Linked DNA regions of Homo sapiens: all the other regions are linked to region 1. The links are chromatin loops, found by intact Hi-C in ENCODE. Cell type or tissue: PC-9. All regions are shown on one strand. Region 1 overlaps INPP4B (inositol polyphosphate-4-phosphatase type II B). Region 2 overlaps INPP4B (inositol polyphosphate-4-phosphatase type II B). Region 3 overlaps INPP4B (inositol polyphosphate-4-phosphatase type II B). Region 4 overlaps INPP4B (inositol polyphosphate-4-phosphatase type II B). Region 5 overlaps INPP4B (inositol polyphosphate-4-phosphatase type II B). Region 6 overlaps INPP4B (inositol polyphosphate-4-phosphatase type II B). Region 7 overlaps INPP4B (inositol polyphosphate-4-phosphatase type II B).

Region 1 (4,000 bases):
AATTCTGTAAGAGTGATTTCAGAGTACTTTCCACAGCTTTCCTGTGACTTTGTGGTAGAAATCCCAGGACTCTGGTTGATGCTGAGTCAATTGCTACTTCTCTGAAATAGGTCCCCCGCCACTTGACATTTATATGCGTCTAGTTCAGAACTACAGCAGGGATTTAAACAAGGTGCGACTGTCTATTGCATCAGAGTTCAAATGAACCACAACAGGACTAAAATATAGCCTTAGTGTCAGCTAGAGTATTTCTAACCTCAAAAATAGATAGAATTGGCTCAAATTACTATTCCATACCCTAGGGAAGTCTTATGCCTTCTTGCCATCCAATTTTTTAAAGTTTTCTATATGTAATTGACATTCTGTTGGCCATATGTCACTCTGAGCTTCTGCTTCCACTGAGTTGGTTTAGTTTATGTATCAGTTTGCCAGTCTAGCATCCTGCTACAGTTCTACTGCGTGATAACACAGAACAGAACTCAACACTTATCTCACTTTCCAGAAAAACAAATAAACAGAAACACTCACACGAGACCTTTGTGTATATCACAAATTATAATAAGTTTGAGGAGATGGAAGGGGTTTACATCACTGAAATTTAAACAGTTTAATAGTAAAACATTTAGGCAATCATTGTTTTAAAATGTGCTTTTGGACATTTTTACACCTTGAGACCCAGGTTCCTGCCTTGTCTCTTTACCCTCCCTCTCTCCTCCCTTTTATTTCTGTGCAGTCCTAGAAAGGAAATCACAAAAGGAAAATGGCCCCACAAGTTCTTTCCATCTTTTAGTTCACTTTAATTTAGTATTTAGGCTCCCTTTGTAAGCCCAGACTCTGCTGAAGCTTTGAAAAGGCTTCTTGCCATGCCATGTAACCAAAAATGGAGTCAACTCCCTCAGAAACACATGGATTGAGTATGGGGACAAGGGCGTCGTCCAAGGAAATTGGATGCTGTTGCCAGAGAAAGAATGTGTGCTTGCTGGGCAGCCATAAAACAACAAATGGCCACTTCATAAAACCACAAATGGTTGCTTCTTCTGGGCAGAGTCGCCTCCTCTTTCCTTTGTTTCCATGACTCTTTACGATTCCTTGGTTAGAATATCTACTAGTTTGTGTTATCGCTTCCTATTTTGTATCAAGTTATTTCATATGTGCCAAGCAAATTACTTGTGATTTATGTACTTTAACTCTTTCATACTCACAACACCATCAGCAAGGTAAGTAGTATTTTTGTCATTTTATACTTGAGGAGACTGGAATTATGGAATTTAAGTTTTACCCATAGCGACACAGCCAGATAATTACCCAGATAATTTATTTGCATATCTCTCTCCCTAACTAGACTGGGCTTTTGTGGAAATAAGAACCACATTTTAATATGTGGCTTTGAAGTACTTGGTCCCCTAGTACTTTGCAGGGCCTCAGTAATTGTTTGAATTGAATGAACACTTCAAAGGTACAAGGGATGAGAGAAAAATCCAGTTTCTTGCCAGTAAAGTAAAAAAAAAAATATATATATATATATGTGTGTGTGTGTGTGTATATATTACATATATAATGATGAAAGTGAGAGATCAAGAGATAGGAGAGAAAAAACTTGAAAAGAATTTCTATTCTGGATAAGTTCCCTTATCTCAGAGAAGTTGAACTCTCCTACCTCAAAGAGATTAAAATAAAGAATAAGGTATGCCTGCCCTCTTGAGCCACTTCTCTACCAAGATTACTAACATCCTGGTTTGCTCATTTTGAGTTCACAGACCTTAATTATGTACCACACAGCATGAATCATCCTGTCTGTTCCTATGGAGAATATCAATTTGTCTTCCAGACTATGCAGCAGAGCAAAGCTTCCTTCTGGCACTACAGGAAAGAATGAGGAAGAAAGCACAATAGAATCTCCTGTGCCCACCACATAGTGAGCATTTTCCACCCTGAGATGATAATAACCTGACCTATGACCACCACTTGGAGCACTAGGCTCTAATACTTGACTGTTTTAATCAGAGGCAATATCCTTGTTGTTGTGGCACCCTAGACAGGTCATTTACCCCCTGGGAGCCTCATTCATCATTTTAAACAAAAGGACAGTTGTTCCTGACAGTGAAAATTCACCAACCTGCTAGAACAGGCTCAAATGCACCTGGCTTTTAAAATGCCATTTCCCCCTCCTCCTAATACACGAGGCTATTGCCTTATCTATTTATTCACATGGAAACCAAAGCATAAAGTAACATCTCACCTACCTGGAATTTAATTGTTCTGAAACCTCAGAGAGCTCTGGAACAAAGCCAGAAAGAGATATTTACCAGGAAATAAGCAAAGATTTCTGAACTGCCATAGGCCCCTGCCTCATAACCCATGCCTATTACCTGAATGTAAGCCCATCAGGTTACTTACCAGATCTCAATGACACCCCTGTGTAACCATCCAAGGAATGAGTTCTTTTCCAAGCCAGAATTAAAATAGGATAGTTGAGGGGCCATAAAAAAGGCACACAGTCTCTGCCCCTTTCGTTGTACTTATTTTCAATATATGATCACCCTGGAGAAGGTAAAGACATCTTAGTCATTGGAATTCACCCAGATCACTTCCCATGGCTTGCTCCTTCCAGCAACTCATACCTGGTGTTTTGGTTTCTGCACCTACCCCTCACTTTGGCTCTGTACCTTCAACTCCAGCATTTGGTTAGACTCCTTGACTGGGGAGCCAGGTTAGATCACTCTCCTAAATCTTCTCTGGACATGCTCCAGAAACTGACATCTAGTCATTACCGTCTGATGGTCATGGGCTCCCGTGCCCTCCCACATTCCAGAACTACCCCACCTATCATTACAGTGCACAGTATGGGAGGATGAGATTTCATCACCAACAACAGTGATGGGGGTGAACATAGACCCTAACCAGGGAGAAGAGAAAAAAACTTCAAAAGGCAGCAGAAGAACAAATGAAAGCATAGGTGATGATGCTGTGCAGTGCGGGTTAAGTGAAAGGACTCTGGATAAGAAGTTGGGAGACCTGGGGTAGATAACTGTTGTGTCCGCTTAATTAAATCACATCACTCTTCTCTTGATGTTAGTGTCCCATCTGTAATTGGGAATGCTGGACAAGCTCTCAGGTCCCATTTCATTCTGACATTGTGTAATTCTAGAGGCAATAGAGCGTACCCATTTTTGAGGGCCTCACAGACATAATTTTATTATAGCACAGTATAATAATTAATATTCACAATGGTGACTTTGGGCCATCAAAGAAAATTGCATTATGTTTAATGTGCTTTTAAGGAAGCCTTATAAAATTTAATACATTTTAGAATGATTTTCTGTCAAAACGTTAAATTAATATATATATATGTATACACACACACACACACACACACACACAGACACATCTGTATGCACTATATTTGGTACTTAAATAGGTAACCCCTCTGTTATTCTGAAGACATGTCATCTTTAATGACTCACATTTCAAGGATTCTGTAGAGTGAAGCTCTATTGTATCTACAAAACAATTGAGCAAAATGACTGTTTCATACTGAGGTGTTTACCAGTACCAGAAAAAAAATGTTCCAAATTAAATAATTTAGGTGAGTTGTTATGGAGGCAATTAAGTTTTAATATGTTAACTTCATGTCATATTTCTTCCCTCTATACGACAAGAGCACTCGAATTAGCTAGCCTCTTCTAGGAATTTATATATTGATCTTTTCATTTGTATTTCAGAAAGTAGACTTTTCCTTTCATGACCTTTTTTGTGTCTCTGTTTGGATGTTTATATTCTTTGAATACTTTCATTGTTGTTCCATTACTAACAGAAGGGCTTAAAACTCTCAGGTCACTACTTGCAGTTTCTACACATTAGCCATTGAGTCTGTGACTCTCTCAACATTCTCTCATGCTGGAAACATTGCTCTGTCATGACTAGTACTTGGCAACTTGGTTCTTCCACCATTTAAGCTTTCCAAAGAGATGTCTGCCTCTATTGTACAGAAGTTGGAGAG
Region 2 (4,000 bases), 200 kb after region 1:
TTGTTGATTGTGGGTTTAGTGAGTGCCAGTTATGATGTAGAAATTGTATAAAAGCATAGCATTGGCATGGGTTTGATTTGTCAGAAGTCAAAATACTGAAATATCTGAATAAATAAATTAATGACCTGTAACATCACTTCTATCCTTAAATACATATTCTGGTGGGGGGAAAAAAAAGAGCAAATCTGCATCTCATTCAACTTCCTGATTTCTCTCTGTTGTCCGGATGTGTTAGATTAAATACGACCACAGATTCTTTGCAGCTCCTCCTATAAAGAGGTGGAGTCTATTTTCCCACTCTTTGAAACTGATCTGTCCTTGTGACTTGCTTTGATAGAATGCAACAGAAGTGATATAATGTGGCTTCTGAACTTCTATTTTAAGACGCTTTGCAGTTTTTACTTTTGCCTTCTTGGAATACTTCCAGAATCATATAAAAAGTCCAGGTGAAAGTTTGCACAGAGAGAGAGCTTCGCAGTTTTCAGGGCCATGCCAGTCATCCTACTGAGGCCCTAGGCATGTGAATGAAGCCATCTTAGAGTCCCAAGCCCCACTCGAGCCACGAGCCACAAGCTATCTGAACCCCATGAGTGAGCCCAGATGAGACAAACATAATTGCCTAGTCAACTCACAGAACTGTGAGAAGTGATAAATCACCATCAAGCCATTAAGTCCTCGCTTTGTTATACAGAAATAGATAACTAGCCGTATGTTAGTTAGGTATATTTAGCTTGTCTCCCTAATCTCTGGAATATGCGAAGGCAGAATTTTCCATTCACCTTTCCCCATTATGGCAAAGCACATAATAACATCTAAAATAAGCTCAAAATAAAGGTCATTCCAATGAAAGATTGGACCTTGCTAAGTTTCAGTTTTCTAACTAGTGAAGTAAAGCTATTGGATTAAATACAATTTAGGATTCTCTTTGTTCTACCTCCCATAACACCAGCTCATTTTGTTAGATGAATTCTCTGGAAGAATTGGAACTAATGATTCTATTTTATTTTTTGTCTTCCATCTGAATTGTTCTGGCCGGTTTATTCCTTAAATGCCCAAGATAGATAAAAGGTACCGAATGGAAATAGACAAGAACTCCAGGTCTGTGGGGGACACAAGAATCTTCCACTCTGCTTTTCCTGTGAAAATTCTGTTCTTCCTACATATAAATGAGCCGTACTCATCCAAACCTGTGTTTGAATTGCACATAGTTATGGGATAAAGATCTGCTGGCACATTCAGGAAGATGATCTGTGCTTCTACTGAATTTTTAGGTGTAAGAGTCAGCATACACATTTGCTGAGCCCATGTCCCAAGGCTCTGAGAAGGTTCGTGGCACAAGATACCCAATATGCTAGATAAAAGGCAGATTGTGACTTTGCTATTTAGATTTGTCTGCTTAGGTGGTTTCGGCTATTGCATTTGAGATCTTTGCAGCTGACTGGTTGTATGCATTTGACTTGAATTTTTATGTGCTTGCTAGATGTTTTAGGTTTTGCTCTGTGACCTTGAACGGCATTATGTCAATTAAATCACACAGTGGGGAAATGACTTAGACCACCAAGAGTTATTGAACAAAATTTCATTTAGCATTGGGAAAAAATTGTTGAAGATAAAAACTCATAGAATTTTGGAATCAAAAACATTTTAGAAACCATTTAGTGAGGAGAGTGGGACTCACAGAACAGGGTGATCTGCCCAAAGTCACTAAGCTAGGTAATGGCATTCTGTGCAACTTTAAAATAAACAAACTCTATACTATTTGCAAATGCTATTAGAAATTAGAGAAAGATCTTGGGTGCTGTGATATTATGGGCAGTGCACCAAAAAGCCAAATATTCCTTTGTACAATATTTATCTTCAAGGACATGGACATAAGTGGCTAAGCAAAGGCAGCAATCAGATAATCCTAGATGCAGTTGTATATGCATCTGTATGTATATATGTATATGCACGTATATATACAGAGAGAGAAAGAAAAAGTAGTTTGCCAGGGCAGAGATTTAGTCTGATTGCCACCTATGGAAGGCATGGAGAGTCTGAGAAGAGAAGTTATTGCTTATGCTGACCTTTTAAAAACTTCTGAAAGCTTCAGTCCCACAAAACATGGTCCAATCAATGTCCTGGAATCTGACCAGTTGGATCATTCTCTCTTAGGGGAATGGAATTTTTTCCTCTTTTCTTGACTTAGCATTTAGAAAATCTAAGGGGAAGAGCCTAGCGCTCCCCCTAGAGGCTAATATTTATGCTTGCAACTTAGAAAGCATTGCAATATAAGGTTCTGTTTTCAAAGTCTTGAAACTTTCCTGAGGAATATATTATCACGCTCTCTATTCATTACCTGTAGACGTTTTAATAAGATGAAAGTAGACTATTCACAGCTGCGCCTCATTAATAAAAGGTTGAAGACATCGTTTTTTATAATGGACTTTTAAAAAGTACGCATTTAGTGGCTTTTTACCTTTTAATGCTTTTTACCTTTTACCTTTTATCCTCGGTGGTAGCACATTGGGCTTCTATGTTCCAAAATACAGATAATCTCTAAAGTCAAGTGACAGGAGTTTAGTTATATGGGTAGTGAGCTGAAAAAACACCACCCTATATTTCTAAGTGACTATATTTGTAACTGAATAGGCCACTTGTCATCAGCTAAAGTTTCCATGGATAACGTAGCATGTGACTTTTATAGGATATTGCCTCCTACACAACAGGCTGTATTCAGTAATAAGTACAGGCAATTCGGATGCTGTTATAATATTTACCATGAATTTCTCAAGGCAAATCCTGATAATATTCAGTTTATAAGAATGAGTGTTTACACTTTCATAGGTGTTTAATTAACAAAATGTAATTAGAGAGGTGGAAGGGTTTCTGTTTTTCTCATTTCTTACTTTGTTCTCTGTTAGTGGTGTGCCATAAACCCCCAAAAGGGAGCTGAAGTATGATCCTATTATATTAAAGTAGCAAGTGAATTTGTTAAACTCCTGGTAAGACATGTACACATATGGGTTGGGAATATTTTTGGTGTAGAAAAGTAATATATATATATGATATATATTAATTTATAATTACAAATATCATTTTCACATCATACAGAATATGATAGGTACTACAGATATAATTGTACTTTTAATCTATGTGTGTGTGTTTCAGTCTTGAGGACCTGGAAGCAAATGAGGAGAGAAGAAGGAAAGTTGATGTATTATTTTTGTAGCCTTTGTTTTCACTTTCTTTTGTTGTCTTAATACTGCCAATTGTGGAAGAAAGCCATTTGGGAAGTATTTGTGGTGCTTTCTTCAACTTGATTAGGCTTTGCTGCCAGGGCCTTCGTTGTACTATACAGGAATTCCTGTGATTTTCAGGAACACAAAGCGGTCTTTAGAAACACATTCGCTGGGCAGACAGGAGGGAAAAACACACTATTTGGCCAACCAGAGGAAGAAAGCTCATGTCTGGAAAATTTTACTGAACACCCCATCAGGAAATTCATTACTTATATTCTAAACAGCAGCTTCCGAGATCTGTTTTTATATTTATAGAATATCTGGCAGCAAGCAAATGTAAAAGAGAGCTATATTACATTTAGTATTTTGCTTTTGCTTTTTCAGTTCCACTTTTAAAACTATATAGGAAATAATGAGCTCACAAGTATTGTTTTGGCATTCTTCAATGTGCTCACATTTAACAGATCATGACCATTTATTATACTACAAGAATAACAATACATTTTAACCCCAACTCTTAATACTATTAGAAATTATTGAAATTGAAGAGCCTTGATGTGAAAATTAAGCTGGGGCTTTGTACAAAAGATCTGACTTTAATAGCCATGTTCATCTTGGCCAACTTATTTATTTTCTACGTTTCTTGACTGGATATGTAGAGCATTTAGGAGAAGAATTTTATTCAGTGTCCAAAAGGAAGTAGTTTCTATGGAAAAGGTGCTATAAATGGATTTGATAACTGAGTCCAAGTCCCAGGTTTTTCTCTTATCAAGTGATTA
Region 3 (4,000 bases), 77 kb after region 1:
TCCCCTCCAGTTATTGTCTCTATGCCCAAATTTCTTTTATTAAGTGTTCTGATCAATGGGGCTCTCTCAGGCAAGGGCCACAGTTGGCAGACAGGCCATATCTTTTCTGGGTCAGTTCTAATCTGCTGTAGTTGTGCTTCCTGGGAGATCACAAGGTTGCACCTGCCCACAGAGTGCAGACGGAAGCAAAACTGCTGGTCTAGAAACTCTAGCAGGTGTGGCCTATCTGGCTATGACAGGTGGGTGTGAGTGGAGTTTCTTACCTTACCATCCAGGTGGTTTCTGGGGCAATAGGAGGCTGTGGTCTTTGGCAAATTTAAGTAAAAGTAAAACCACTGGGCTGGAAGCTCTAGCAGGTGTGGCTTGCCTAGCTAAGAGAGGTAGGGGCAGGTGGAGTCACTTATCCAGCCATCTGGATGTTTCTCCAGACAACAGGTGGCTGTGCTCTCCGGCTGAGTTCACATAGAAGTGGGACTGCCGGGCTGGAAGCTCTAGTAGGCGTTGACTGCCTGGCTACCAGCAGCAGGAGTCAGTGGGGTAGTCTGCCCTACTGTCTGGGTGTTTTCCTGGGCAACAAGAGGTTGTGCCCTCCAGCTAGGTTCACACAGAAGTAGGACTGATGGGCTAAAAGCTCTAGTTGGTGTTGCCTGCCTGGATACCAGCAGTGGGAGTGGGTGGGGTCACTCACCCTGTGGTTACTCACCCTGTGGTCACCTACCCTGCTCTACAGGATTTTCTCAGGACAACAGGAGGCTGTGCCTGCCTTCTGAGCTCAGACAGCAGAAGGATCACTGGGCTGGAAGCTCTAACAGGCATTGCCAGCCTAGCTACCTGCAGTTTGAGGCAAGGGCAGGGTCACTTACCCTGCTGTCTGAATGTCTCCTGGGACAACAGGAGGCTGCACTCACTGGCTGAGTTCAGACAGAAGAGGGATCATCGGACTGGAAGCTCTGGCAGGTATGGCTAGCCTGGTTACCCGTAGTGAGAATGGAGAGGGCCACCTGCCCAGCTACACAGATGTTTCCCAGGACAACAGGAGGCTGTGTCCACTGACAGTTCAGACAGAAGTGGAACCACTGGACCGGAAGCTCTAGCAAGTGTTGCCCACCTGGCTACTAGTGGTAAGGGTGGGTGGGGTCTCCTGCCCTGCAGCCCGGATGTTTCCTGGGACAACAGGAAGCTATGCCTTAAGGCTGAGTACACACAGAAGCAGGAGCACTAGACCAGAAACTAGCAAGCATTGTCCACCTGGCTATCCAAGGCAAGGGTGGGTGGGGTCACCTGCCTTGTCATCTGGGTGCTTCCCGGGATAACAGGAAGCTGCACTTTCCAGCTGAGTTCACAGGGAAGTGAGTCTGCTGGGCTGGAAGTTCTAGCAGGTGTTTCCCATCTGGCTATCTGTGGGGGTCATGGAGTCACCAGCCCTGCTGTCTGGGTACTTCCAAGGACAACAGGAGGTGGTGGCTGCCAGCCAAGTTATGGCAGAAGTGGGACCGCTGGACTAGAACCTAACATGGGACCTTGTCCAGTGAGCTGGGTGGAGCAATCTTACTGCTCTCAGGCACCAAACTGCGACCTCTGTTGGGGCTATTGTGCTGGTGATGGTCTGCTCTGGGGCCAAAGTCTTTTAGAGTTCCCCTTGCACTTTGAGAGTTGCCTCCAGAAAACATCTGCCTCAGTCTAGAAGCATGGTGGGGGGCCGTGGAGTGGGCCAAAGGGATGATCTCATTCCCAGTCTTGCATTTGTCCCTGTAGGCAGTGTGTATCCCCAAGAGGGGTCTTACTCATCCTTTTCCATTTTGGAGAGGTTCTGCTGACTCTACATTAAGCCCAGACAGGGTGGTGTCCTGCTTTGCTCCTTTCTGCTCTCTGCGTTCCTCTGCTGCCTTGATGGATTCTGATGTGGTTGCTCAGATGATCAGCCTGCAGGGTCAGTGTTCACTAGCCCTTTTGTTTCCTCTAGAAGTAGCACTTGTTAGCGGCTTCTAGTCTGCCATTTTGGCCTTTCCCCCAAAAAGGAAATATCAACTACAAATCAGATGACACTGATCAGTTTTATTAATTTTACTTAGTCATGTAGCTAATGTCCTAAGGGATCTAATCTTTATTAGAAATCAAGTCATCAAATGTTGAGAGTCTAAATTGTCTTTATTATTTAATTTATCTGAGAGACCTTGATTTTGTTGGTAACAGGATTTAGGAGCAGTACCAAGACTGATAATTGGTATTCCCAGAGTTCTAGTTTTGTGTAGTTTTTACTATTTTGTTTTGGGTAGCTACTTCAAGAAAAATTCATAAAGTAGAAAAGTTTTTCTTTTCAAAATACAAATGTCTGCATTTTGTATTGGATTCCAAATTTCCTTTTAAACTATGACCTCATGCAAGTTTGTATTCTTCTGATGGGGGGTCAAAGAAATAATGATCTGAAGAGATACAGTGCCTCTGATTTAGTAATTCACATCTTTGCTTTGGAGAAACAGGTGGCCTACGGAAATCATAGATTGATACAGACTCAAAGGAAAAAATTTGTGCAAGTAGGTATAAGAATCTTTTGAGATGGGGAGCTATGTAATAATTCTGAGGCACTGGTATTGGGGATCTAAAATGGGAACATAAAGAATATTCATATATTGGAGATACATTTGGGGAAAAATATTTCAGAAATATATTTTCTTTTTCAGTATTAAAGAGGAACTTTTAACAGTCATATAATCAAGAGACAGAATGTCTGCTTTTCTTCCAGAGATAGTACTTACTGGGTTCGGTATCACTGACAATGACAACTTGGTCAGGGTATGGGGTAAAGGTAATTGAAATAGCAGATGGGTAATTGGACACAATGACTTTTTTTTTTTTTTCCTACAATGATCTTTACAGTACTTTTGTAGCTTAAGATTCTGAGATATGCATTTTTTTCATTTGATGCTATAAGCTACTGAAGATAAATTAATTGTTCAGATTTTCTTTTTTTCTTCATAAATGTATTATTTTCTCTTTACTAAGTAAGACATACTTTTCCAAAGAATTTAAGAATTCCTAGAAATGTTCAACAAAGTGAAAATTTCACTGTAGTTTTGCCACCTGTACAGTCAGGTATACTCCAGCTAGTTTAAAGGAAAAAGGAATTCCTTTGAAAACATTAAGCAGGGTGAACTTACTCAATAAGCGTACTGCTAAGGCCCACAGTGCTTTCAAAATCTGAAAAAAAATAATTTGTAGGTTGAAAGATTTTTATTCCATATTAATATATCTTTATACCAATGCAGTCATAAAATATTATTATATAACATATACGTGTGTGTGTGTGTGTGTATACTATGGAGGAAGGGGCTGGTGAAGGCAAAAGTGCCTAGGATCCACTAAAATCCTAAAGAACAGAGGCTCAGGCTTGGATTGCGGGTGCTCAGGCTTGGATTGCGGGTGCTCAGGAGCTCCAACCCCAGCTAAATACACACGAGCACTGCTCCAAAGAAATCTCACTGTGACTGCTGCTAGCACAGGTATCTCTGCCTACACTGCTGATGCTGGGCCTCAGGGCAGAACCTCTGCCCCCACTGTCTTGACAGCTGGCAAAGGCGTCATTTCTCAGAATGGGTTGCCAGATGGATTCTTTTTCTGAGCTGAAGTCTTGAACAATGGTATCAGAAAAGCCTAGGCCATATATTTGTTCTGTATGTATAAGGAAGACTAAGAAGTGGATTTCTAGCATCCGTCTTGGTGATGTGTGAACTTGTAAGGTGGGATGTTTCCTTGACGTAGGAGAGATGTTCCAAATGTTTTGGACAGCCAAATCCACCAAACAAAAATAACTACTGCCAACACATTGACGTATTTGCATTTAGACTTTCTGGTATGCTAGGTTTTGTTTTCATTTAATGCTTTAAAAAAAAAGCTATAGCTGTAGAAACATGAACACTTACTGTGAGATAGGTATAGCTAACATTGTTTGAATTATCTATTTTGATCGTTAATTAAAAATAACAGCATTTGGTGATAGCCA
Region 4 (4,000 bases), 420 kb after region 1:
CGAGGAAAGATTCTTGTTGGTCTCAGGGTTAAGGAGTCTCAGCAAGTTCTTATAGACACACTAAAACATTCACTTAGTGTTTCCCTCTGTCATGGAAAGGAGCCCAGGGAATAAAATCACACTTAGTGCCTGCGAGGCTAGTTGGCTCAGGGCAGAGATAGTGGGGCAGTGACTATATTGTGGGGCACCCTTAGCTCCCCAGCTTCACTAGGTTTATAAAAAAGGTATGTGTGTGTATGTGTGTGTGTGTGTGTGTGTGTGTGTGTGTGTGTGTATAAAAGTACGAAATCCTGAAATACACACATCCACTCTTCTGAGTTTAGTTTTTTCAAGTTTCAACTAAGATTGTGTGTATGTGTGTGTGCACACACGTATATATATGTGTATATACATACACACACACACACACATATATATATTTATATATGAATGAATACTACCTTCATCTTTATCAGGAGGACCAAATAAACACCATGTAAACTGTAAGGTATAGAGAGACATAAAGGTGAGGGGCAAGTGACAAGTCTGAAAACTGTCAAGAGCTGAAGCTTGGGTTTTTTTTAATTTTCCCCAAAACATATTTTAAAGCAAAAGACTAAAGCATTTATTTTTCCTTTGTGAGAATGATTTGGGATGTTCATTGGAGCAAAAAGGCCATTTATGAACTGACTTTGGCTTTGCTTTGGCCTGTCGTAGCCACTGTGTTTATTTCAGAACCTGAGATTTACACTGACTGCATATTAACAGAGAAGAAAACCTGGAGTCATTGGCATTGGAATTTTCCAGTACAATTTTCCATTATCTGCTCAACTTAAATTGTTTCTTTTCTAGAAAAAAAATGTATTTTTAGCTTTTTCACTTATGTTCCTCCATAGAAGGCTTACTACTATTTTAAAGACATATTACCTTGCTCACAAACTTGTAATTTTCTCATTCATAATTAATGCTTTCCGATATTGTCATTGTCCTGATATTTTAGCCATAAAAAGTATATATAATTATGCAAAATAGAGACACTGGAATATTGTTAGTATCAGAAGTATGTAACACTGTTCCTAGGTTTAGAATGTTGTGTGTTCCTTTTATCCTGGGTTTCCACTTCCAATCTAGTGAAACTGGAAACCAGACTTGTTTTGGTGTTGTTTTTTTTGTCATCTGATTGTAATTTATAATTAAGAATCAACTGGTTAAATAAGTGAAGATGGAAGTGAATAAAGCAACTATCCTTATGCTAATGAGACAATCTGCAAAGTTTTCTCCTTTAAATACTTTTTAGAGAAACAAATATTTAATTAGAATTGTCACTTAATGTCTTGCAAGAAAACAAATGTGGTCACTTAAGTTATTTTTTAAATTTTCTAACTAGAAAAATCATATAAAGTATTGACCAGTTGATTCAGTATAGTACCATGCAAGATGCTTAAACAATAAGTACATGCTGTTTGGGAACTATACAACTGCGTACAAAGTAAAAATCAGTTACTTGAATGCAGTAAGTGCAAAGTAGTTCTGCTTCAGCCTGATTAAGCAGCGCCACCTACTGCACAGAAGATGTATTTTATGTTTGGGAATTCTCTAGTAGAAACAAATCTCTACAGAGCTAAGCACAGAACAAAAGCAGTTTTCAGTCTGTTATCGTTTAAAATTTACATCTGGGTTAATTTATTGAAGTTTTTTCTAGTGTTTCCCTGTGTCTATTAGTCTACCCATTCATATTGAGAACAACAATTAAATAAAGGGAGAGAACAGGAGATAAAAATGCAAATATGAAAAAATAGGAATATAGGATATTCATTCTTGGTATCTATTGATGTATCTCTTATTATGAAAAAAAAGTTCAGTGTACCTCTATTTTCCCTTTTACACATGACAATGACATAAGAATCAACAGTTAACCAATGCTTGTTTAAATTGAACCATTGTTCACATTTTATTCTAGGCTGCCTATAAGTTTGTCCAATATTAAATGATCATGCATTAATAGGGCTCTGTTGCATTCCTCTTTCTTTATGCTTTTTATCCTCATAATAGCATGTACATCTACAATATTTTTAAAATAATTTCTAACATTCTAATGTATTTTACATTATGACATCACATAGGCATTTCATAGAGTATTACTAAGAATGTATCTTTTTATTATGTTGGGGCCATTAATTATCCTTTCAACCCTTTGGGTTTATTTCATCTAGTCTATTATACCACAACATAAAATAAATAAGTGACAGTAGACATGGTACGATAGTGATTGTGATTCTTTTTATTATTCTCTGTCACTCTTTCAAGGTCTTAACTGATTATTTACCACTCACATTACTCACAATGATGCTTGCACTTTTATGATGAGGAGATCATATCATTTCAGTTCCTGCTTTATAATTAATTTCGCAGCATGCACTCATTCATATCAAATCGTATTTGTCACCCATTAATTTATTTATATATTAATGGAATGTCACACGGTCAAGAATTTATGATAGTTAACATTTGCCAGGGCTTTGATCTCCAAATTAACTGAAACAGAACATAAATTGTTTCTATATCATACCAAAGTCATAATTATATAATTGATGCCTGTTAGAAATCTAGACATACAAATAGCACAAATGGTCTCAATTTTGCATCCTCATTTGAAGAACAGCTATTTGAATCCCAAATACTACCCAAAACTTGACTTACTTAAACTTGTCTATATCTTTAAAACTTTTTATATTTATTGTAACTTTTCTCATTCAATTAAAACTTATTGAATATTTACTATATGCTAGGCACTATGCTAGGTTCTAGTGATTCGGTGATTAAAAAATGAATTCCTTGCCCTCAGTGAGTTATCTTTCTTGCAGAGGAAAATGGTGAGTAGTGTGTGAGTAGTACTGGGACAGGAAGATACAGGCACAAAAGGAAGTCAGCTCAACCCAATCTTCATGGAATAGGGAAGTGTAGTAAGGGGGAAATGAAGGAAGACTTCCTGGAGAAGAGAAATCCTGAATTGAGTTTGCAGAAGAGATAAAGCATTTGTCAGGAAGATAAGTAGAAAAAGAGTGTTCCAGGAGAGGAGATAGGATTTTCAAAGACATTGAGATGAGAGAACAAGATAAGTTTAAGGAAATACATGAGGTTCAATTCACCTGAGACTCAAGACAGCAAATAAACTTCTGAAAGATGAGATTAGACAAATAGGCAAAGTTTAGATAATGGAGAATCTTTCATGAGTTTGAACTTTATTTATTTATGAATGCTTTAGTGTTTTTTTTTCAAAATATTTTAAGAAGTGAGGAGTGAGTGGTACAATCAGATACAAACTGATTATAAATGTTTCTGGCAACACTGTTGAGAAGGGAATTCAGTAGAGTGTGACTGGAGGAAGGGAGATGGGTTAGGGAGTAGTCCAGGAAGTAATCCAAGGGAGAGCAATAAACAACGATGGGCATGGACAAGGAGAAGATGCATATTGATGGACTGTTAAGAGTAGTAGAACTAATTTAATGACCAAGTTAATGTGAAAACTGCAAAAGAGGAAGTCCAGTAAAACTTCTGTTTCCAGTATGAGAAAGATTTGATGGCACCACTCACTAAGATACAGGTAGTGCACAGATTAGAGATGAGCAGAGAAGAGAGATCTGCTGCAAATATGTTAAATGCATCCACTTGGAGAGGTCTGATGGGTGGCTGCTTATGGACATTGTGGAGTTCAGGCGAGAGATTTAAATTAGAGATCTTCAGCTCTAATCTTTGTGAATCCTTAAGAATATGTCTAACTTACTGAAAAATTAAAAATAAGTTGGAAGTTGGTTCTGCATTATATTCCAAGACCTTCCTTCATCTATTGCACTGTTCTTACACCCCCTTCCCCCAGAGGACTGGTATGAACAGTTGTATCCCCTCATCCTTACCCTGAAGGACTGCATGGGAGAAGTGGTGAACCGAGCCAAGCAGTCCCTGACATTTGTGCTCCTTCAGGAACTTGCGTACAGCTTGCCCCAGTGTCTGATGCTGACGC
Region 5 (4,000 bases), 140 kb after region 1:
TAGCTCTGGACTCTCCAGTGAGAACTACTGGAGCAGAAGAAAATCTGTGCCCTCTTCCTAAGAGGCTAGGTAGTAGCTGTAAGCGTCAAGACTAGAATTTGGCAATTTCTATTCCTCAGAAAAACTTCTGGCCAAATCTATCAAACAGATGTATTTTGTGCAGCTGTTCCAGTGTTCACCTGCACAGTGACTGGGGATTTCAAGCTTTGGAGAAATCCTAAAATCAAGGACACAGTGGGCCTTCATTTTTTCAGGCAATGACTTTGTATAGAGGTTCCATCTTATGACATAGTGTAAGCTTTCCAGTTTGTTCAGTGCCTAGCCCTCCCTGGACATATTGAGTCTTTATTTGTTTATTATTTTTTGAGATAGAGTCTCAGTCACCGGAGATATTGAGTCTCTTTATTTATTTATTTATTTATTTATTATTTTTTGAGAAGGAGTCTCGCTCTGTTGCCCAGGCTAGAGCACAATGACGCAATCTCGGCTCACTGCAACCTCCGCTTCCCGGGTTCAAGCGACTCTCCCACCTCAGCCCTCCGAGTAGCTGGGATTAAAGGCACCCACCACCATGGCCAGCTAATTTTTGTATTTTTAGTAGAGATGGGGTTTTGCCATGTTGGCCAGGCTGGTCTCGAACTCCTGACCTCAAGCAATCTGCCCTCCTTGGCCTCCCAAAGTGCTGGGATTACAGGCGTGAGCCACCGCATGTGGCCCCCTCCATTTATTTTTATTATTATGCTTCCACTGAGGATTTCCTTCTCGTAGAGTGAAAACTGCCTGGCTCCTGTACAAATATGAGCTGGGGATGCCTGTAGGCATCTCACTCACAGCTACTCATAGTAGAATGTGAACCCTCATGTTACTAGTTACCATAGCAAAAGTAATCAGGAAATAAAAAGTCACTTATTGCTCTTTATTTTTTTTCTGATGACAAGTCACAAATTATGGTTTAAAAATATATTCCTTCTGTATTATTATTTTTCCCACATTTCAATAAAAAATACACTGGATACAAGCACACTAGAATCCCCATCTATCAACATCCTGCATATTTAAACTCTTCTGAGGTCTAAGAACACTTTTAAACAATTCAATACTAAGCAAAGCCATTAAGAAGGCAGAAATTAAAAATCTACTGATGAATGAAGGATTGCAGTAGCATTTGTTTGTTACTGACCATTAGATTGAAGTGGGTAGAATTCTTAAATAAACAAAACGAAACAGAAGCAAAATCCCAAAGCATTGCTTTCTTTTAGTCTTCTGAGCTGATGAAGGCCACAGATGCAGGCCACTCCTAGAGTAGAATTATATTTGGTTAATGAGCAGTGGTAAGTATAGCTGGAAGACAGATATAACTTTTTATTTATTTATGAGACAGAGTCTCATTCTGTCACCCAGGCTGGAGTGCAGTGGTGTGATCTCAGCTCACTGCAACCTCCGCCCCTGGGGTTCAAGCAATTCTTGTGCCTCAGCCTCCCAAGTAGCTGGCACTACAGGAGTGTGCCACCACGCCCAGCTAATTTTTGTATTTTTAATAGAGATGGGGTTTCGTCATGTTGGCCAGGCTGGTCTGGAATTCCTGATGTCAGGTCATCCTGGCCTCGGCCTCTCAAATTGCTGGGATTCCAGGCATAAGCCACCTCACCCATTCACTTTTTTTTTTTCCTGAAAACAGATTTTTCAGGATTCTTTATTGGCTGCTAAATAATTCTCATACGGATTAGATTTTATAGTGATCATATGAGTAATATCTTCACAAAACAATCCAATCACTCATTATTTATCAGCCGTCTGGTGGGACTGATTCAGTATGTACAGATCCATGATGTGAATAGGTTTCACCTTATGAAATGCAATGACTCATGTACTAATTTGGTATTTATGAAGAAATATTGGACCTGGTAACAGCTTTTAAAAAGCTGAGTATGACTGAGTCAATAAAAACAATTTTACACAATAATAAAACACCAGATATTGGTAAATGTTGATATTAATATATATTAGTATGATATTAGTAAACTTTTTTTTTGCATAGAAAAGTCCATTTATAAAAAGGCCCAATTTCCTCACTTCCACCCTGAGAGGTAGGTAGATAGATGAGGCAATTAAGTGTCAGAGTTTGTGACTTACTCAGTGCCACAGAACTAGAAAGCAGGAAATCTGGGAGCACAGCTTAGGAATTCTGCCTGATCTCGGGTTCTCTCCAGGATATCATGCTGCATAAGACTTAGGGTACAGTAAATCCTCTGAGCTGTAGGAAGAAAAAAGTGCAGCCCAAGATGTAACTATTATTGTTTTCCTGACAAGATGTAACCGTATTGTTTTTAGATGTGGAATATAATAAAAATACAAAGCATCATCATTATTTTTATCAGTATTAGGGAATGTGCAAATTGGGTTGGACAGAACATTTCAGTGTAATAGAAATTTTCTCTGTTTTTATGGGGAACGAGGGTGAGAGTCTCTCTGATAAAATGGAGAACAGCTGCTCATTTCTGGGAAATAACCACAGCCCACAATCAAGTCTGATAAGAACTCAGAAAAGAAGTGACTTATTTTGAGCAAAGGTGTCATGAGCTCACAAGGTAAAAGATGGGGCTACAAGCAGAAAGTGGGCAAGATGCCTGTATTTGAAACACAGTGGCCTCAGCTTTAAAATTCTGATAGATATATGTCAATATCAGGAAACGGAAAAAGAGCTGTTTACTGTAAGCAGAAAACCAACAGTTGAATTTTATGAGCAATAAAATTAAACACATTCATATTGCAAGTAAAGGAAATGATCAAAATAACCACCAAAGAACAGTGAAAATCTAAATCTAGCTTTTTCTTTCCTTCCGGTGATACGTTGACATTATTGAAACCTGGCACCAGTATTTTTTAAAACTCTAAGTCTCTTGGGTTGAGTAATAATCGTGGTGTGGCGGTGGGTCTTCCAAAGAGAGGTGCCATTGTGCAGGAGGGCAGGTCGGCATGCCAAGAAGAGAAATGAAGCCAGTGGGGTAGGATGTAAGCTACCAGAGAATTCTAGTAATGTAAATGTGAGCACTTCATGTTTCCAAGCCTCTAGTTCTAGTTCTATGTAAAACTGAAATAATTCAAAGCACCATTTTAAGGAATAGAGAGATAATTAGCAAAATGCCTCAAAAATAGTAAGGGTTAAATACATTGTAGCTATTATGTTTTTTCCATACATGCTTTCATAAGCTCTCTTCTGTTACTAGAGGCATGTGGTTTATATAAGGAAAAAAAAGTATATGACAAAACGCCATACAGAAGCAGCAGGATCTGAAAGTCTGGTAAGAAGTTAAGCAGTTAAATAATTTTCCCAGTGTTGCCTAGCTATTTGAACTGGACTAAAACCAAGCCTGTTTCATTCCGAAGTTCCTGCTTTTTCTATCTCCTTGTACTTCTGAAAGAGATTATCTGTAAACAATTGAAAGGTGATAATTGCATCTATACTTTCCTTTGCTTTCAAGTTTCAGATTTAAGCCATATTACCTTTGTTACCAATGGTAAGGACCTTGCAAGCTCTGACCACAACATACCTTAAATACCTCATCTTTCTCTCCCTTCCTGTTATGGTCTGAGAAGTGGGGTAGGGATGGTATAGAACCCTGCATGCCCTCACCATGAAATCAAGGACCCAGGGCTACTTCCCCCATCCATAGCTCCAGCCTGCAGCAAGCCACCAGCCGAATTTAACTTGAACCACCTCTAGTGAGGGCACTTTACATCTCAGCAACTCAGCTGAAGGGAGTAAAATTATTATTTCAAAGGTGGGAGGCGAGGGTGGCGGGGATAGAGAGGAAAGTCGATTCAGACTTGCTTAAAAGGAATATTTTTCTGGATTTTTCTTCCTCAAATTGGGGGAATGATATGTGAGAGGAGAAAATATTCAAGTAAATATGGTATGGTGGCGAGGGTCTGTAATATGAGCCTGGTGTCTCAAGGGAAAGTTTTTAACTTTTGTGGCCCCTGGGCAAGAATTAACCCA
Region 6 (4,000 bases), 65 kb before region 1:
TTTCCACAGCCAGGGAATGGATGAGATCTGCCTTTTTTGTGTGTCAATTTGTCAATAGAAATAGTGCGGCTGTAGGCACAGAGTATTCTGGTAGGCTAGAAACTCCTGATATTCCAGGAAAGCCACTGAATAGAATAAATGATAATGGGTTAGGAGTGTGAGGGTTCTCAGTTTATGCATGTTTGAGCAAATAGAGGGTTTATTTTTTAAATTTTTATTCTATTTTTTTAGATCTTAGAGGTAAAAGTATAGTTTTCTTACAAGGATAGATTGTGTAGCTGTGAAGTTCGGGCTTTTAGTGTGCCCATCACCCAAATACTGCACAATGTACCCAATAGGTAGTATTTAATTCCTCATACCCTTCCTACCCTCCCCACCTTTAGGAGTCTCCAGTGTCTATTATTCCACTCTGGCTGCTCATATATACCTGCTCTTTAGCTCCCACTTACAAGTAAGAACGTGTGGTTTTTGGCTCTCTGTTTCTGAGTCATTTCACTTAGGATAATGGCTCCCAGTTTTATCCATGTTGCTGTAAAAGACAAGATTTCATTCTTTTTTATGGCTGAGTAGTATCCCATGGTGTATATATAGCATATTTTAAATTCAGTCATCCATCAATGGACACTTAGGTTGATTCCATGACTGCTATTATGAATAATGCTGCACGTGAAAAGATGCTCAACATCTTCAGCTTTCAAGGAAATATAAATTAAAACTAAAATAAGACAAAAATGTATGGTCACCAGAATGGCTAAAATTTAGAAGTGTTGGGGTACAAAAATAATTCCCCAAAATATGGCTCTTTAACATGCTAAGCACCTTAAAAATTGAGAGGTCTCAGAACATGCTAAGCGCCTTAAAAATTGAGAGGTCTCAGAAATAAGCTTCAGAACTACTGGCTTTCTCCGACCTTGTCTTGCCTCCCTCTCTCTGATCCTCTTTACAGAAGCACTGGGAGATATCTCTCTGAAGTTTCTTTATCTAAGAAAGCTTATTTCCAAAAGAAATGTGTTATGTTTTAAGACTCCCTCTCTAGGAATCTCATCAAATAACTGGGAAAGATAAACTACCAAAGAAGAGAAGAAACTGGGAGTCATCACCACACTGAGATAGACATTTCATCCATTCCGAGGGCAGCACCAAGAGATTTCATTGGGTGAGGGTTGGGGGGCTTTATCTGCATAAAAATGTCAATCTTTGTTTTTATGTAGTTCTGCCCCTCACCTTGTCCATCTAGCTTCCAAATAGAATCATTTATAAAATAATATCTAACACCTGAGTCCATACATCTCTCCCATATAAAGAGATTATTTAAGCCTCAAACATATGGCCCCTCTTTAAGTCTCATATTTTGTATATGACTTCTGTGTTTAGGCACATTATGAATTTGTATGCCTTTTTTTCTCCTATTAATATGGCTTTTGTCAGTTTATTTTCTGTGAACCTTCAGTGGGCAGAGAGGAAGCATTCTCTCAACCCCTACGAAAAAGTTAAACTGTCAAGTTGTAAACTAAAAATAAAATCTTAAGTCCCCCACTGACTGAAGACACACTTTCTTGGCCAAGGGGACCTCAGAAAAACCTTAAAAACTGAATTCCCAGCCATGATGGGAAGGGAGGTCAGACGTACCTTGTTATACCCTTTCCCTTTTGGAGTTTAGGCACAACTGACTCGCATTAATAAAAAATTAATAAAAATAGAGATCATGAGACTAACTAGGTGGACTCTTCGTGACAGTAAGATACTGAATCACAAATAGGACCTAAGGCCATGCCAGACAAGGGCTAACTCACACATCCCTACAGGTCACTCTGACCTAGTTTATTGGTTAACAGACTTCCTTATCTTAACTTAAAACATTCCTTTCTGCTGACTCCAAATTTGTAGACAAAGCTTTACTCCTTTAACCAGTTGCAAATTAAGGAATCTCTTAATCCACCTATAACCTGTAGATATCTATCTTTTTGGATCAAATCAACATATAACTTCCATGTATTGATTTATTACTTTGCCTGTAACTCCTTCCTTTCTAAAATGTATAAAACCTCCTCCCTTTCTAAAATGTATAAAACCAAAGTGCAGTCTAACTTCTGCAGATGCACTTTCTCAGGAACTCTTCAGATTGTGTTCCTCGGTACATAGTCAGTCATACTGACTCAGAACTAACCTTTTAAAATAAAAATAAATAAACAAATAAAAAATGAATAGTGCTGCGATAAACTTACAAGTTCAGGTTTCTTTCTGATATAATGATTTCTTTTCCTTTGAGTGGATACTCAGTAGTGAAATTTCTGAATCAAAGGGTAGTTCTATTTTTAGTTCTTTAGAAATCTCCATACTGTCTTCCATAGAGGTTGTACTAATTTAGATTTCCACCAATAGTCTATAAGCATTCCTTTTTCTCTGCATCCTCACCAACATCTGTTGTTTTTTGACTTTTTAGTAATAGTCATTCTGACTAGGGTAAGATGGTATCTCATTGTGGTTTTAATTTTCATTACTCTTAAGATTACTCATATTGAGCATTTTTCCCATATGTTTATAGGTTACTTGTATGTTTTCTTTTGAAAAAATGTCTGTTCATGTCCTTTGTCTACTTTTTAATGTGGTTGTTTCTTTTTTGTTGAGCTGTTTGAGTTCCTTTGGTTCTGGATATTAGCCCTCTGTCAGAAGTATTGTTTTCAAATATTTTCACTAATCCTGTAGGTTGCCTGTTTACTCTGTTGATTATTTATTTTGTTATGCAGAAGCTATTCAGTTTAATTAAGTCCTACTTCTATATTTTTGTTTTTTGTTGCATTTCCTTTTGAGGACTTAGTCATAAATTCTTTGCCTAGGTCAATGTCCAGAGGAGTTTTTCCTAGGTTTTCTTCCAGGAGTTTTATAGTTTCAAGTCTTACATTTAGGTTTTTAATCTATCTTTAGTTATTTTTATATACTGAGAGATAGGAGCTCACTTTCATTCTTCTGTATATGATTATCAAATTTTCCCAGCATCATTTATTGAACAGTGTGTTCTTTCCCTAGAGTATATTTTTGACAACTTGCTTGTAGGTATGTAGCTTTATTTTGGGTTTGTTTGTTTGTTTGTTTTGAGACAGAGTCTTGCTCTGTCACCCATGTTGGCTGGAGTGCAGTGGCCTTCGCCTACTGCAAACTCCACCTCCCAGCCTCAAGTGATTCTCCTGCCTCAGCCTCCTGTGGGTTCTTTGTTCTGTTCCATTGATCTGTGCATCTATTTTTATACCAGCACTATGCTGTTTCAGTTACTATTAAGAACTTATCTTGATATTTATTTGCTACCCGTTCCTATAACCATCACCACTGTGTTTAAGTATAGGTTTGTATTAACTAAGAATCTTAGTATAACATGGTGGGATGCAGTGGAAGTTTGGCTCTTAATACAACAAACCCTTTCTATTTGTGAATTTGGCCTTGGAGGACTTACCATTTGCAAATAACCTTGAAGATCATGATATCTGATTTTTTACAATTTAAGGTATGTGAGTAATATGCACCATGAGGCTGATGTGTAGGACTAAGTTATTAAATGACAAGTGAAGCTAGCCAAGCACCCAGCATCTAAATATTAATCTTTTTTACATTCTCCATTTGTTATTGTATAGCTTTTTGTTAAATGATTTAAACATTTCTCTTTGTAATGTGATGGAAGGATATATTCACAGAACATGAGATTCTGGACAGAAATTATGTCTATGAAAAGTCAAGGGTCTTTACAAAGATATATGTGTTGTGAATTTTAGATTTCCCAAGGATCTGTAGCCATAGCTACACACTGAGAGTCTACTGCAGTATAATCAGTGTATGTATGATGGTAACTCATGAAATTCTATTGATTTCCAGATATAGATGACCTTGGCAGGAGCATGTAACAGTCTTTTAGTTTTGTAATCTCCAAACTATTTTATTGTATATCCTGTGAAAAATAAAGAGCATGCATTTGTTATCTTCATATTAATATATACCTTATAAAATGTAC
Region 7 (4,000 bases), 170 kb before region 1:
ATTTATGTCTCTCTTAACACCACATATTCCAAACATTCTTGTCTTTGCTTAGGTTTAAAGCTTGGCTTTGAATGTCTGGTCTGCTTTCTTCTTTATTCCAAAAACTATGTAACCTTAAAACTTCTCTTTAAGATGCTTTCTGAGACCTTCATTATATTACAACTCCCTTTCTCCCTTAGCCAGCCTACACTACATTCACTCACACTTAGTTGTGGTATCCGCCATACTGTCATTGATTTGCATATTCTGGTATATTCTTGTATGTATACATATGTATATGTGTGTGTGTATATATATATAATTTGATATCATATATAAAGGTGCACACACAGACACGGATTTTTTTCTTCAATATAATTGTAAAAAAGATCTTTCTGCCAGCCACGTTTACTTTTCCTTATGAGTAAAGCAGACAAATTTTGAGTGAATGAGCTCCTTGAATCTCCAGGATTTCCATTGAAGGTATATTTAAAAGACTAAAAGATCTCTTTGTAATAAGAAAGTTATAATTTTGCTATGTTTTGTATTAATTAGGACTACCTGGAGAACCTACTATGCTTTTATGACATCTTTTTTTTTAAGACGGAGTCTCTCTCTGTCACCCAGGCCGGAGTGCAGTGGCGCGATCTCGGCTCACTGCAATCTCTGCCTCCCGGGTTCAAGCAATTCTCCTGCCTCAGCCTCCCAAGTAGCTGGGACTACAGGCACGCGCTACCACGCCCGGCTAATTTTTGTATTTTTAGTAGAGACGGGGTTTCACTGTGTTAGCCAGGATAGTGTCGATCTCCTGACCTCATGATCCACCCGCCTCGGCCTCCCAAAGTGCTGGGATTACAGGCGTGAGCCACAGCGCCCGGCCTTATGACATCGTTTTAATAAGAATAAAATCTAAATTCCAATCAACTAATTTATAACACCACTGTAGGAACACATTCTCTTCACCAAAGGGAGACAGCTTAATTTTATCACTTACTGGCTTTGTGCCACTCCATACATCATTGCAGAAAAATCTAACCTGCCCTACCCAACAAAAGCATTTTTGTGCAAGAGCATATACTCTGCTCTATAGTGGAGTCTCTCTAGGCTAAGATCCTAAAAGTACTTAAATGCCAGGTATGGAAATGGAGTAGGGTCATGGTTATTTGGAAAGCTGAAAAGAAATTAGGCCTATTGGGTTTGGGGAGAAGCCTTTGGGAATTGGGGCTCTCAGAGAATTGGCAATTCCCAGTAAAAGACTAAAGTCTTTGAGGGAATTGGTTCCTTTAAGGCTTTAGCAGATCTGCTCATTTTTATTTCTGGTTTTGCAGCACTAAGATTACTTTGGAAGGAGAATCACATCATTGAAGACAAAGTGATCTGGGCTACAAATAATTGGTAACATGTCCACTAGATTTTGCAAGTACACGCTTGAACATAAATGTATGTTTGTTCTTCTCTTTCTCTCTCTCTATATATATGATGCTGAAAATCATACACACACACACACACACACACACACACACACACGAGATGCACTCCAGCCTGGGTGACAAAGTAAGACCCTGTCTCAAAAAATAAAAAATAAGAAAACTATATATATATATATATATAGAGAGAGAGAGAGAGAGAGAGAGAGAGAGAGAGAGAGAGAGAGAGAGATTATATATATATGTATATATATATATATATGTATATATATACACATATACAGTTGGCTGTTCATATTAATGGGTTCCACATCCATAGATTCAACCAACTGGGAATCAAAAATATTTGGAAAAAAAAACAGACAATAAAAAATAATACAAATTAAAAGACAATGCAGTAAAACAACTATTTATATAGCGTTTACACTGTAGTAGGTATTATAATCTAGAGATGATATAAAGTGTCTGGGAGGATGTGCATAGGTTATGTGCAAAGACTATGCCGTTTTATATAAGGGACTTGAACATCCGCATATTCTGGTACATTGGGAAAGAGGAAACCTGGAACCATACCCCACTGGGTAATGAGGGATAGCTCTCTATATTTTTAATGAATTTGATGTTTTAAAAAGTATGCCACTAGATGTCAGCAGCAACCTCCTAGGGGTCCTGTGACCTTAATTTGCTAACAATAAAAAATGATACTTCATTAGAACATCTTACCTGAGAATAGTAGGTACTTAATTTGAAAGTTTAAGAACTATTTTTTTTGCCGTACAAAGAGTAGGAGTGCAGGCATAAAATATTTTTGAATTATTTTCTAAACCAGTTTCTGTTCACATGTAACAAGTTATTTTTACTTCCAGTATTCTCTGTATCATTGAGATGACAATGACGAATTATGGGTGAACTTGAGTAATTTGTCAGGAATTGTACCTGATGCCAGAGCTCTAAACTTCTGCTTTGATACTTTATGATTCATTTATGCCATCATTGGATGGGTATTTGTGCTTTGGTTTTGTTTCATTCTGTTTTTGTAACAGCATTTGGTGCTATAGCCCATCAGAAGATTGTGTAGTATTAATTTTTCGGCATCCACATCTGTGCCCTTTTTACTTAGTAAATTCTATCTTTAATTTTTTTCCTTAATAATTTCTAAACTTTCATGGATCTCTGTTCAGTTGTTACAAGGTACTCAACTTTTGGATAGATGCCATAGAGTATTATGAATGTTTGCTCATGAGTTGACAACATCATCTAGAAATAAGAAAAAATGATATTTTCCATGGATTATAGTACATATAATTTTTTAGTTTTTAAGAATTAGTAAAAGTATCTCATTTTTTTCAGAAATTAATAAGAAAATTATAGGCTGGGTTCAATGGGTCATGCCTGTAATCCCAGCACTTTGGGAGGCCGAGGCGTGCAGATCACTTGAGGCCAGGAATTTGAGACCAGCCTGGGCAACATCGCGAAACCCCATTTTTACTAAAAATACAAAAATTAGCTGGGCATGTGACGGGCACCTGTAGTCCTAGCTACTCAGGAGGCTGAGGTGGGAGGATCACCTAACCCCCGAGAGGTTGAGGCAGCAGGGAGCCGTGGTCACACCACTACACTCCAGCCTGGGTGGCAAAGTAAGACCCTGTCTCAAAAAATAAAAAATAAGAAAATTGTAGTATTGGCCAATGTTCAATAGATACTAATAATGTTATTTTAAATAATGCCATTAATTTTTTATAAGGTTAGGTTTACATTAGCAGGAGGATTCAATCTAATTTGTTGGATCTTAAGCATGATTTAGAAATCAGTCATAGGTGATTGGGTGTGAGTCAACCAAGTGTGAAGCAGGTTTGTAAGTGATAAAGAGAAAGGAAGAGTTGTTCCCATTTCTCTCCCTTGGAAAAAAATCTGCTTTAAATCCATTCAAGATGTAAAGATAATTATAAAAACATTTGCTTTCCTGAAGCACATTGTACCAAGGAAAATATTAATGTAAATGTTACATCTTTATCATGTTTAAGATTTTTTTAGTTGGTATAGTGAGGTGGGGCTAACTGAGCTAGTTCATAGGCTCAGGGAATATGTACTTTCATACTGAAGTTGTTATATTTGAGGATTATTGGTTTAACTTCATAAGATTAACACTGAGTTTCTTAAATCTTACTGAGTTTTGCATCTCTATTTTAGAACTACCAGTAAAAAGGACTTAACAGGATTTTCCCCAAGACTTTGATTGTTATTCTTTAATTATGTTTACAGGTGATGAGGCAGACATTTGAAATCATGCTACAGTTACTTGGCATATGAACATCAATATGAACATCAAGCTAATGCTGTACCTTTCATTCATGAATAGCACTTGCTCGTGGCCCTGACTACCTATGCCATGAGAAAGTGCTATTCATGAACAGAAGGCACAGCGCTAGCTTAATGTTCAGTTAAGACACTCTTATCATTGAGCCTGATGCGGACGCACAAGTTTGCTTGATCTAGAATAGTCCAGCCTATGCTTCCCATACTTAACTCTCTAGAAGGGGCAAGGAATAAGATCCGATTGGGGCATCTGTCTTCAGTCTGCCACTTTCTTCGTA

Evidence for each region. A loop is a pair of places that touch in the nucleus more often than their neighbours do. Peaks named below come from ENCODE experiments on the same cell type or tissue, not always from the same donor. Only the 100,000 strongest peaks of a DNase experiment are listed, where the experiment ranks them.
Region 2: a loop joins it to region 1, with 14 times the contacts of the local background. A loop is called at or near these places in 7 of 110 quality-filtered maps.
Region 3: a loop joins it to region 1, with 15 times the contacts of the local background. A loop is called at or near these places in 4 of 110 quality-filtered maps.
Region 4: it touches region 1 in a loop (6-fold over the local background); 13 of 110 quality-filtered maps call a loop at or near these places.
Region 5: a loop joins it to region 1, with 12 times the contacts of the local background. A loop is called at or near these places in 10 of 110 quality-filtered maps.
Region 6: a loop joins it to region 1, with 2.3 times the contacts of the local background. A loop is called at or near these places in 4 of 110 quality-filtered maps.
Region 7: a loop joins it to region 1, with 9 times the contacts of the local background. A loop is called at or near these places in 10 of 110 quality-filtered maps.

What each region holds. Positions count from the first base shown.
Region 1 is chr4:142,548,131-142,552,130 of GRCh38, reverse strand. The region is part of intron 2 of INPP4B (inositol polyphosphate-4-phosphatase type II B); the gene reads left to right. Among named protein-coding and RNA genes, the nearest start is that of INPP4B, 300 kb to the left of the region's middle. In PC-9, no CTCF peak of the experiment used is centred here; a DNase peak (open chromatin) is centred at 2,030; H3K4me3 peaks cover 275 bases; H3K27ac peaks cover 4,000 bases.
Region 2 is chr4:142,351,540-142,355,539 of GRCh38, reverse strand. The region is part of intron 7 of INPP4B (inositol polyphosphate-4-phosphatase type II B); the gene reads left to right. Among named protein-coding and RNA genes, the nearest start is that of INPP4B, 490 kb to the left of the region's middle. In PC-9, a CTCF peak has its summit at 2,255 (motif pointing left); a DNase peak (open chromatin) is centred at 2,179; H3K27ac peaks cover 1,712 bases.
Region 3 is chr4:142,471,183-142,475,182 of GRCh38, reverse strand. The region is part of intron 2 of INPP4B (inositol polyphosphate-4-phosphatase type II B); the gene reads left to right. Among named protein-coding and RNA genes, the nearest start is that of INPP4B, 370 kb to the left of the region's middle. In PC-9, a CTCF peak has its summit at 1,608; DNase peaks (open chromatin) are centred at 592, 1,302 and 1,922; H3K4me3 peaks cover 3,792 bases; H3K27ac peaks cover 4,000 bases.
Region 4 is chr4:142,124,617-142,128,616 of GRCh38, reverse strand. It overlaps INPP4B (inositol polyphosphate-4-phosphatase type II B), which reads left to right. Exons shown (of 26, transcript NM_001101669.3): 19 at 3,857-4,000. Among named protein-coding and RNA genes, the nearest start is that of IL15, 490 kb to the right of the region's middle. In PC-9, CTCF peaks have their summits at 1,319 and 1,518 (motif pointing left); a DNase peak (open chromatin) is centred at 1,506.
Region 5 is chr4:142,405,927-142,409,926 of GRCh38, reverse strand. All of the region lies in intron 5 of INPP4B (inositol polyphosphate-4-phosphatase type II B), which reads left to right. Among named protein-coding and RNA genes, the nearest start is that of INPP4B, 440 kb to the left of the region's middle. In PC-9, no CTCF peak of the experiment used is centred here; DNase peaks (open chromatin) are centred at 826, 1,766 and 3,476; H3K4me3 peaks cover 1,858 bases; H3K27ac peaks cover 4,000 bases.
Region 6 is chr4:142,613,316-142,617,315 of GRCh38, reverse strand. All of the region lies in intron 2 of INPP4B (inositol polyphosphate-4-phosphatase type II B), which reads left to right. The region is part of intron 2 of LOC101927613 (a long non-coding RNA gene); the gene reads right to left. Among named protein-coding and RNA genes, the nearest start is that of INPP4B, 230 kb to the left of the region's middle. In PC-9, no CTCF peak of the experiment used is centred here; DNase peaks (open chromatin) are centred at 1,825 and 2,445; H3K4me3 peaks cover 926 bases; H3K27ac peaks cover 3,261 bases.
Region 7 is chr4:142,718,400-142,722,399 of GRCh38, reverse strand. All of the region lies in intron 2 of INPP4B (inositol polyphosphate-4-phosphatase type II B), which reads left to right. Among named protein-coding and RNA genes, the nearest start is that of INPP4B, 130 kb to the left of the region's middle. In PC-9, a CTCF peak has its summit at 2,043 (motif pointing right); a DNase peak (open chromatin) is centred at 2,349; H3K27ac peaks cover 1,532 bases.